2 separate regions of the Homo sapiens genome follow, and region 2 is linked to region 1. A link is an interaction called in ENCODE POLR2A ChIA-PET data of the cell type or tissue named here. Cell type or tissue: IMR-90. All regions are shown on one strand. Links, peaks and the distances in the headings refer to the core of each region. The heading gives the core; the rest is flanking DNA. Region 1 overlaps IQSEC1 (IQ motif and Sec7 domain ArfGEF 1). Region 2 overlaps IQSEC1 (IQ motif and Sec7 domain ArfGEF 1).

Evidence for each region. Peaks named below come from ENCODE experiments on the same cell type or tissue, not always from the same donor. Only the 100,000 strongest peaks of a DNase experiment are listed, where the experiment ranks them.
Region 2: POLR2A ChIA-PET joins it to region 1 with 6 read pairs; 4 of 35 experiments call an interaction of 5 or more read pairs at or near these places.

The regions. Positions count from the first base shown.
Region 1 is chr3:12,942,536-12,946,917 of GRCh38, reverse strand. All of the region lies in intron 1 of IQSEC1 (IQ motif and Sec7 domain ArfGEF 1), which reads left to right. LOC105376956 (a long non-coding RNA gene) reads right to left here. Exons shown (of 5, transcript XR_940601.4): 5 at 4,026-4,094. Among named protein-coding and RNA genes, the nearest start is that of LINC02022, 60 kb to the right of the region's middle. RefSeq lists enhancers at 1,190-1,875, 1,876-2,561, 2,693-3,273. In IMR-90, for the core only: no CTCF peak of the experiment used is centred there; no DNase peak of the experiment used is centred there.
Region 2 is chr3:13,023,188-13,027,569 of GRCh38, reverse strand. The region is part of intron 1 of IQSEC1 (IQ motif and Sec7 domain ArfGEF 1); the gene reads left to right. Among named protein-coding and RNA genes, the nearest start is that of IQSEC1, 48 kb to the left of the region's middle. RefSeq lists enhancers at 1-255, 256-757, 4,124-4,223 and a silencer at 2,372-2,501. In IMR-90, for the core only: no CTCF peak of the experiment used is centred there; a DNase peak (open chromatin) is centred at 2,249.

The DNA of each region.
Region 1 (4,382 bases), core at 120-4,119:
GCCAGGGAGGAGTGGGTAGGGCATGCAGGTGTCCCAGGTCTGCTGTCCCTGCCCTCAGGCTCTGGACTGTCTGTGCAGCCCCCAGACACTGTCTTCTGCTGTGTCTGAGAACTGTGGCGGGCAGCAGGGCTATTTTTGCTCCTGGCTTTTTATTCATGTTGGTGACTGGCTTCTCGGCCACATCATGACATCAGCTCACATTCATCTTATAGTCCACAAAAAATCCCCAAGGCTTTTTCATAAGAACAGCCATCAAACTAGATCTTTACCCCATTTTGATGTTATTTCCAGTGTGTGGATACAGAATTAATTTCAGTCATCCCCTTGTCGATGCTCATTTAGGTTATTTCCAGATGTTTATAATCAGAAACAACACTGCTGTGGACATCCTCGTATGTACTGCTGCACACATTGGTCTTATTTCCTTTGCACAAATCTATGGAAAGGGGCTGGGCGGCAGCCACCTAACGCTCATAGGATGTTCCAGAGACTCTGAACTGCCAGGAATATTCAGGGACTTGGAAGAGGTGCCTCGGCCCATTCCTTGGTCTGCATGTAGCCCAGGTGTCTGAGAGAGATAATAAATTCAGAGGCGCAGTTAAGGACTCACACTGGTGTGTTCACCAGTCCTGTTCAATGGGCTGGGTTTTTGGGAGAAGCATCCCCAAGGCAGCTACAGTGGGTGGTGAGATGTCCAGCAGCTGAGCTCAAGAGGTCGGGGCAGGGATATAGGAGCCAGTCTGGCTGTTCTCTAACCCAAAAGTCCCACCTAGAGACTCATGTATGCTGGTAAAATGTGACCATCACTTTATAGCCAAGCTCTGTCACTAAGGTATCTGTGTTTCTGCCCTAGAAAGGGAAAGGTTGACATAGGATAGTTCTTCCTGCCCCAGGAAGAAACTGGGTAGAGCTGAGTCCTAATCAGGAAGGTGGGGCTGAGAGCCCAGAGTGTTGCTGTAGAGCAAAACATCTTTACGAGTTCAGCCAGAAAATAGTCAAGCGTCCACATCATTTAAGTTCGATAACTTCCTGTCCTGATTTATACTCCTAGCAGCAGAGTCCTAGAGTGCCCATGGCTGCATGTACTTGTCAATACTGGGTATTTTCACTTAAATTGTATTTTTATTTATCAGTTCAGATAAACTCAGAAAAGCCACTTTTTTAGGGTCTAATACTGCACTGCGTAGTTGCTGATTGGGGCCATCAAGAGGTGATGTCCTCTGGCTCAAATGGGTTCATAGCTATGTGGAAAATTCCACACTGTGCTCACTTTTGTCCACGTTTGCTGAAGAATCCTGTGGTGCCACACTGGTTGCAGTAGGATGGCCCAGCCATTTCTTTTTTTTGGGGTGGTTTGAAGTTGGGTTTGATTTTTTTTTTTTTTTTTGGAGTGTGGAAGGGCTGCCACATTGCACAAGCTGATGCTATTCAATAGACTGGACAGGACCCGGTGACAGATTGAATGGGGGCGTTTGAGTCGGGGGAGGGATTAAACTGATGACCCCCAGGACCCTGGCTCCAGGATGGAAGGGAAGACTGTGGGTGACTGTCAGGCCTTCCCTTCCTGGAGAGGGAGGCCCGGCCACTCCCAAGCATGTTCTGGACCTGCTGACCCAGGGCAGCCAGGAACCCAGGAGTGCCCAGAGCGGAATCCTGGGCTGCCACAGGCCCAGAAAGTCTGCCCCAGGCCACCACCATTGCAATCCTATCCCCAAAGATACCCTGCCCCGGGGCCCAAAGCCACCCTGAACTACCAGCGCCAGGCACTCCCATCTCCTGCCCATTCTGAGTTCAGTGGCTGCCGCCTGATCTCTTTCCCCAACCCCCTCTGCCCCACACCGCGGCCAACTGGGAACAAAGGCCCCTCTCAAGTTCTCAGGCAGGCCTGGGCCCTCACTCACCCCCAACCATCAGGGAAGGATGCCCTGCTCTGCCTGCTCACAGTGGTTTCAGGCCAGGTTAGAAAGGGCTTGGTGAAGGGTGGAATTCCTTCAGACTTGAGGTGAACATTGCTCCTCCATCCTGGGTCGGGGGCAGCACAGTGAGGGTCCCACACTCCCCTCCCTGACGGTGCCTCCCAGCAGCTCAGCAGCAGCCTGTGGGCCACCAAGGGGCTTCCTGCTTCAGCTCCAGGGACCTGCAGGGAAACTGCTTGTCTGTCTCTGTGCTTCTGTGAACTTAGGGTGATGAGATTGTTTTGAATCCTCCTCTTAGGAGCGGAGGCCCGGCTGCATCTCTTTAAGGACCAGCCGTTGTTCCCTGTGATCTGTGCCTGGAAGCACAGATTTGGCGCCTGACTGAAGTGCTTCCAGTCCCGGGCGTGTGTGATGTGCCCTCGGGCTGCAAAGACGAGGCGAGCCGGAGGGAGGTGCACAGGCCTGGAGCAGAGGCGTGGGCTCTGGGGTCAGACAGGAGGGAGGTGCACAGGCCTGGAGCAGAGGCGTGAGCTCTGGGGTCAGACAGTGTGGGATGGGCTTCCCGGCGAGGCCAACGCTCCCCTGCAACCTGAGGCTCTGGGGCCTGAAGTCTGAGATGGGGACTCATTTGCTCCTTTGTACAGTTGATTAGGTTGGTGAGTGTTTATTGCGAGTCCCTGCTCAAAGCTTTAGCAATAGAATGGGAGGATTTTCAGATCTGCCTGTTCTCCCCCTCGCCCCCTACCAAGGCACACACACCAGGTCCAAAGGAGGCTGCTGTGGGTGGGGGCTGTAGGGGAGGGGCTTGGGAGACTCTCATGATGTGGAGAATCTCGAAGGGTGGTGTTCCTCAGAGGGCTTGCAGGCATTGAGTCCAGCCCACCGTGTTACTGATAGGGAAACTGGGACCTTGAAGGGAGGGGCAGCCTGCCCTGATTCTCAATCTGATGAGGGCAGAGCCACAGAGGGCCCTGGGACCCCCTCTTCATTCAGGCTCTTCCTCAGGAAGACGCCTCTGTCATGGCCCAGCTCCTGGGGAGTGGGGTGGGCATCCCCTGCCTGACCCCGGAGGCCAGAGCCAGAAGTCATGTCCTAATCTGCAGGCTGGAAAGCAGGTGCCAAGATCTGCAGCCCAGCCCTGGCTCAGGGCAGAATTGGCAGCAAAGGGCCGTCACTCCCTACCACCTGGGCCACTGGTTGTGCCCTCTGCTCCAGGCCGCCTGCTGGGGCCCCCACTCCAGGCTTCACGGGAGCCGGAGACGTCACATTCTGCACTGGGCACTGGGGTCCTGCAGGCCTCGTGAGGAGCAGCAGAGACAGAAGCAGAGCAGAACAGGGCTGGACCCACTGCCCTGGGTCTGAAGGAGGTCTGAAGGAGGCACCAGGAGGGGGCACCGCAGCTGAGTGGGGTCTGTGTGCCCATCTCTCTGCTGTGCCCATCTAGTGGGACCTCCACCCCGGCCCGTGGGAGCAGAGGGTCTTTCAGGGTCCTTCTAGCCCAGGGTTGAGTGATCTGACAGGGACAGGGCACCTGGCAGGGTGACTGGATGTTGTGTTGGAAACTGTGACATAACTCGCTCCCTTCCCTGCTCGTCCTACACTGAGAAGCCACCTGCAGCGGAAACCAGCGTCTGCACACAGTGAAAAGGCTTGCGAGTTCCGAGTCGGGATGAGCTCGTCAGCCCGCCCCGCATGGCCCCACCAGGGGCACTGCTCCCCCATGGTGCTTGGAGATGTCAGAGAAATGTGTGCACATTGCAGGGACAGGAGGTGGTGAGGCGGAGGGGACCACTGGGTCTCAGGGTCCCACCACTTGGGCTTGAACTCTGACTCACCTACTTCCTACCTGGGTCATCCTGGCACCCCCTGTAGGCCTCAGTCTCCTCACCTGAAAAAGGGGAGTCGATGATTCCTCTTTGTAGACTGCTTTTAAGATTTAGAGAAAATGTATATACAGCAATGTATGAGTTTCCAAATTCGCCGTGACACACACCACACACAGGGGCCTTCGACAACAGACATTTATTGTCACACAATTCTGGAGGCTGGAAGTCGGGGATCAGGGCGTAGGCAGGGTGGGTTCCCCCATGGCCCCTCTCCTTGGCCTGCAGGTGGTCTTCTCCTCCTCGGGTCCTCGCATGCTGCTCCCTCTGTGCGCGTCCGTGGCCTCATCTCTGCCTACAAAGACACCAGTCAGGCTGGATCAGGACACCCCAGTGTCCACAAAGACCCTGTTTCCAAAACACAGTCCCGTGCTGAGGTGGGGGCCAGGGCTTCAACACACAAATGTGGAGGGTACAGTTCATTCACAGCAAACACCAGCACAAGGGCTGGCCCCATGTAGGCATACAGTACAGAATCGCTTTTGTTAATTATTGGGGCTTTTCTTTTTTTTTTTAGAGACGGAGTCTTGCTCTGTAGCCCAGGCTGGAGTGCAGTGGCGCAATCTTGGCTCACTGCAAGCTC
Region 2 (4,382 bases), core at 317-4,316, 80 kb before region 1:
GAGAATGTCTCTAGAATCCAACCTCTTGTCCTCACCTTCCTGTCCACCACCCCAGTCCAAGCAACAGTTCCTCCCTGGCCCCTGCCTGGCCATTGCCCCCTTGCGGTCTCTTTTCTGCACAGCAAGTAAAGTGAGGCCCTGCAGGCCAAGTCTGGCAACTTGGACGCTGGCCCTTTGTGCTCCATAAGATGGACTTGCGGAAGCTCTTCTCTGCCTTCTTTCCCAGCTCCTGCCCTGAAGTGAGTGCCCAGCCCCTGCCTGCGCACTGGATATTAGTGGCCATCCTAGGCCCGAGACAAGATGGTGGAACTCAGGATGCCAGCTGCCTGGGAGGCTGGGAGCCCACTACTGTCCTCCAAGACCCAACGCTCTCAGCACCCTGGACTTTCATTTTTCCATTTGGAAAACGGGCATTCCAGCACCCATCCTCAAAAGGCCAATGCTTCTTGAGAAGGGGGATCCAGGGTTTTGAAGTTCGGCCAACTCGGTGTATGTGCCTTCCTGCGCCTTGCATGGCTCTGGGCACCATTGGAAGACTGCAGATATAAATGACAAGTGATTTATTTTGTTTTCAGCCTCCAGAGCTTTAGCTTTAGAGTCAGATAGGCAGAGCTGGGTTTATATATCATCCTGAGTAACTAACCTCAGCATCTGAACCTCAGTTTATTAATTGGTAAAAAAAAAAACAAACAAAAAAAAAAAAAACTGGGGAGATAATAACTGCTACTTCATAGGGTGATTGTGCAAAGAACTAAGCTACATAGATCTCCTCACCTGCTCATGTGAGCTCTCAGAGCAGTGAGGGAGGGATGCAGAGACAGGTCATCCAAGTGCAGGGAAGAAATGGCTGCAGTCCAGGCTCAGGGAACGGAGAGGATGCAGGGCAAAAAAGGATGGACTCCTGGAGAAGGGAAGTGTATCATCCAGAGAAATGATCTAGTTTATACGCCTTCTTCATGGCACAGCCCACTGTGGGAAATCGTTTTCATTTGCTCCCTTGGTACAGAAGGAAGGCCAGCCCCACCAGGCTCCACAGTTTTGTTCACCAAATCCTCAAGTGATATCTGGCACAGAGTAAGCCAATTAATGAATGTTGACTGGGTGAAGGAACAAGCCAATGGAAAATTGGCTTCCTAGAGGAGGTGTCGTCTGAGTTTGAGCCTTGAGCATTGGGTCCTGGTAGGAAACATGGGTCACTACACAAGCTCCCTTGCAGTGTGGCCCGTGATGGGGCTGTGTGCAGGGTGGGATGGGGTTAAGGGAACTGGACACCTGGGCTGGCAGAAGGGGGGAACCCTAACCAGCCCTGGGCCAGAGGGTTGGGGGAGAGAACAGTTTCATGAACCAGAAAGAGAGAGACCTGGGTGCAAACAGCCACCCATCAGGACTGTGGCTGCCGAGGGGCACAGGAAGCGAGGACAGAGCTGAGGCAACGAGTACCCTGACCTATCATTCTCTCCTCCACCTCCTGACCTCCTGCCAGGGCCGCTGCTGGCCACCCCGTCAGGAACCAGGAGGCAGTGGGAGCCTGGGAGCTGCAGTCCCGGGCCCAGAGCAGACTGGGGCATGTGGAGAATAACTGGGCAATATGTGCAGAATTCCTGGCCCAGGGTGGACAGGCCTGGAGATCTGGGAGGGCTCAGGGGTGTTGTGATGGAGTGGGGGCCACTTGGGGGTGTCAGGAAGCTCAATGCAGAGAGAAGATGGCAAAGGGCCTTGCCCACCCCACCCTGGTCTCCTGTGGGTGACGGTCAGCATGGGAGAGTGGGTGGAATAGGAGAGGCTGCACGGACCCCCAGTGAGTAAGGAGAGGTCTCATACTGTCACCTGCAGTTCCCCAGGCGGGAGTCGAGTATAGTGTGCCCATTTTGTGGATGAGAGATGTGGAACAGTGGCTTGCCCCTTAAGCCAGAGGCAGAAATTAGAGGGTCTCAAGGCCCTAAGACCACAGGCAGACACATCTCAACAGGCGAGGAGAGGGCACACATTCAGCAAGGCCTAGAGGCCAGACAGAGGCTCACTGACCCTCACTAAGCTTCCAGAGTAGGGGGCACCCCTTCCAGTCCTCATTTCCCCAAGCAGGGTCCCCTTCAACACTGTCCCTCCACTGTGCCTGCTGCCTTCCTCAAGTGCACACAGTCCCTGAGCTGTGCCCTGCCCTCAAAGGCCAAGTTCACAATGGCATCAGCATCTCCCAGGGAACAAATGTGTCCTTCCCTTTGCCTGGGCGGCAGTGACTTCATCCCCAGCGGGCTGTGTGAGTCACTGGACTGAGGTTGGAGGGCGAGCCAGTTCTCTGCAGAGCCCGGCTTTGGCCTTGTGGCTGGGGAGATGGAATGGCTGAGGGGGTGAAGGCTTCCACGCAGACCTGCCCTCGCTTCCCCCACTCTTTCTGGGGCTCCTTGTGTCCTACAGGGCAACTAGCACTGAGCACCTAACACGTGCCCGGCAGTGCCAGGGGCTTTTTAGGTGACAGCTGGTATTTACTGAGTGCACTCTCTGTTTCAGAAACCATTATGAACTCTCACTTCAAGAACTGGCCATGCTGTCCTGCAGACAGTGATGTTGAGAGGTTAAGTCTTATACCCAGGGTCACACAGTTGTGGTATCACTCATTCCTCATCACAGCCTGGAGGGCAGAGATTTTTTATTCCTGTTTTGCAAAGGGACAAACTGAGGCTCTGCAAGAGGAAGTAGCTTGTGTAGGGACAAAGGAGTCAAAGATGAGTAAGGAGTGCCCTGTTCTCAAGGATGAGCCCCCGAGGATGGCAAAGACAGATAGAGTGTGACATGTCCCCGATGAGTGGATGGATGGGTGGATGGACAAATGGATGGACAGATGGGTGGATGGGTGGGTGGATGGACAGATGGGGTAGATGGATGGATAGATGGGTGGATGGATGGACGGATGGGTGGATGGATGATGGACGGATGGGTGGATGGATGATGGACAGATGGGTGGATGGATGGATGGGTGGGTGGATGGGTGGATGGATGGATGAATTAAGGCTCATTTGCAATGAATTCAAATTTACAATGATATGCAGACAACGTATGATATGTGGATGGGTGAATGGATGGACAGATGGATGGATGGGTGGATGGATGGACAGATGGGTGGATGAGTGGATGGGTGGGTGGATAAATGGGTGGATGGATGGATGGATGGATGGATGGATGGATGGATGGATGGATGGAGTGATGGATGGGTGTATGTGCGGGTGAGGGAACAGATGGATGGATGGGTGGATGAGGGGATAAATGAATGGATGATAGGAAGGAAGATGATAGATGGATATGTGAATGGATTAATGAATCCATGGATGATTCATTGGAGAGGAAGGTGTGTGGATGTGTGAATATATGAATCAGTGGGTAGAGATAAAGCGGGTAAGCAGAGGCTACTTCCACCCACAAAAGACATTGTGAAAACTTCCCCTACTAGGAGGACAGGCCAGATAAACATTTGAATGGAGGCCTTAGTCTGTGTGGCACAAGGAACCGAGGCCAGTATGAAAAGTGACAGGGAAGTAATGTCCAAGGGAGAGTTTCCTTAGGTCAGTGGGGTTCCATGATGGAATGGGGAAGCTTAAAGAAAAAACAAGGAATGGGGAGCCTTGAAAGGTAGTGAGCTTCACATCATTGGGGGTGTTCAAGAAGAGGCTGGGCAGCCACTCCCGCTGCATGCTGTGGAGGAGCCCCTGTGGCAGGTGGAGGTCTGCTGTGGTGGCTTGTGAAGCCTCCTCTGATGACAGGGAGAAGAATTTGGGTTTCCGAGTCCCCCAGGGAGGCCACAGCCTTTGTAGAAACCTATCTTGTTTTTGGATTAAAAGTTCTTTCCTGGCTCAGGGGATGGAGAAGCCTGCAGCTGCTAATCCTTGATGTGGGAATCAGGCTGGAATCTGAGACAGATTTCCCATTCTGCACAGGCCGGGGGTGGGGCCTGGGGACAGAGCAAGGCTTTGGAGCCCTGGCCCCACCCTCCCTGTTTCTGCAGACAGGTGATGGCCCTCTCTGAGCCTCAGTTTCCCCCGGTGAAATGGAAGCTCTGCTGCCCACTATACATGATGCCCAGGGCCCTGCTGGGTGCCAGGTGCTGGGTGCACCTGCCCTTCTGGGGGACTTCCTGGGGGCTGTAGGTGGGGAAAAGTAGATCTGTGAGTGTTGACCTTGATCCGTGAGTCATTATCCCTGGGGGCCCTGCCTGGGAAGCCCCAGCTGCCTGGCCTGGGCTGGGCCTGGGAGCAGCTGGTGGAGACCAGGGTGGGGGCTCAAGCTGGGGCCTCAGTCTGGAAATGCCCCAGACCCAGCCTGGGCCCAGACCCCAAGGCCTTCAGCTGCTCAGAGGCTCCAGCCCTTCATCCCACCCCACTCCATCCCTA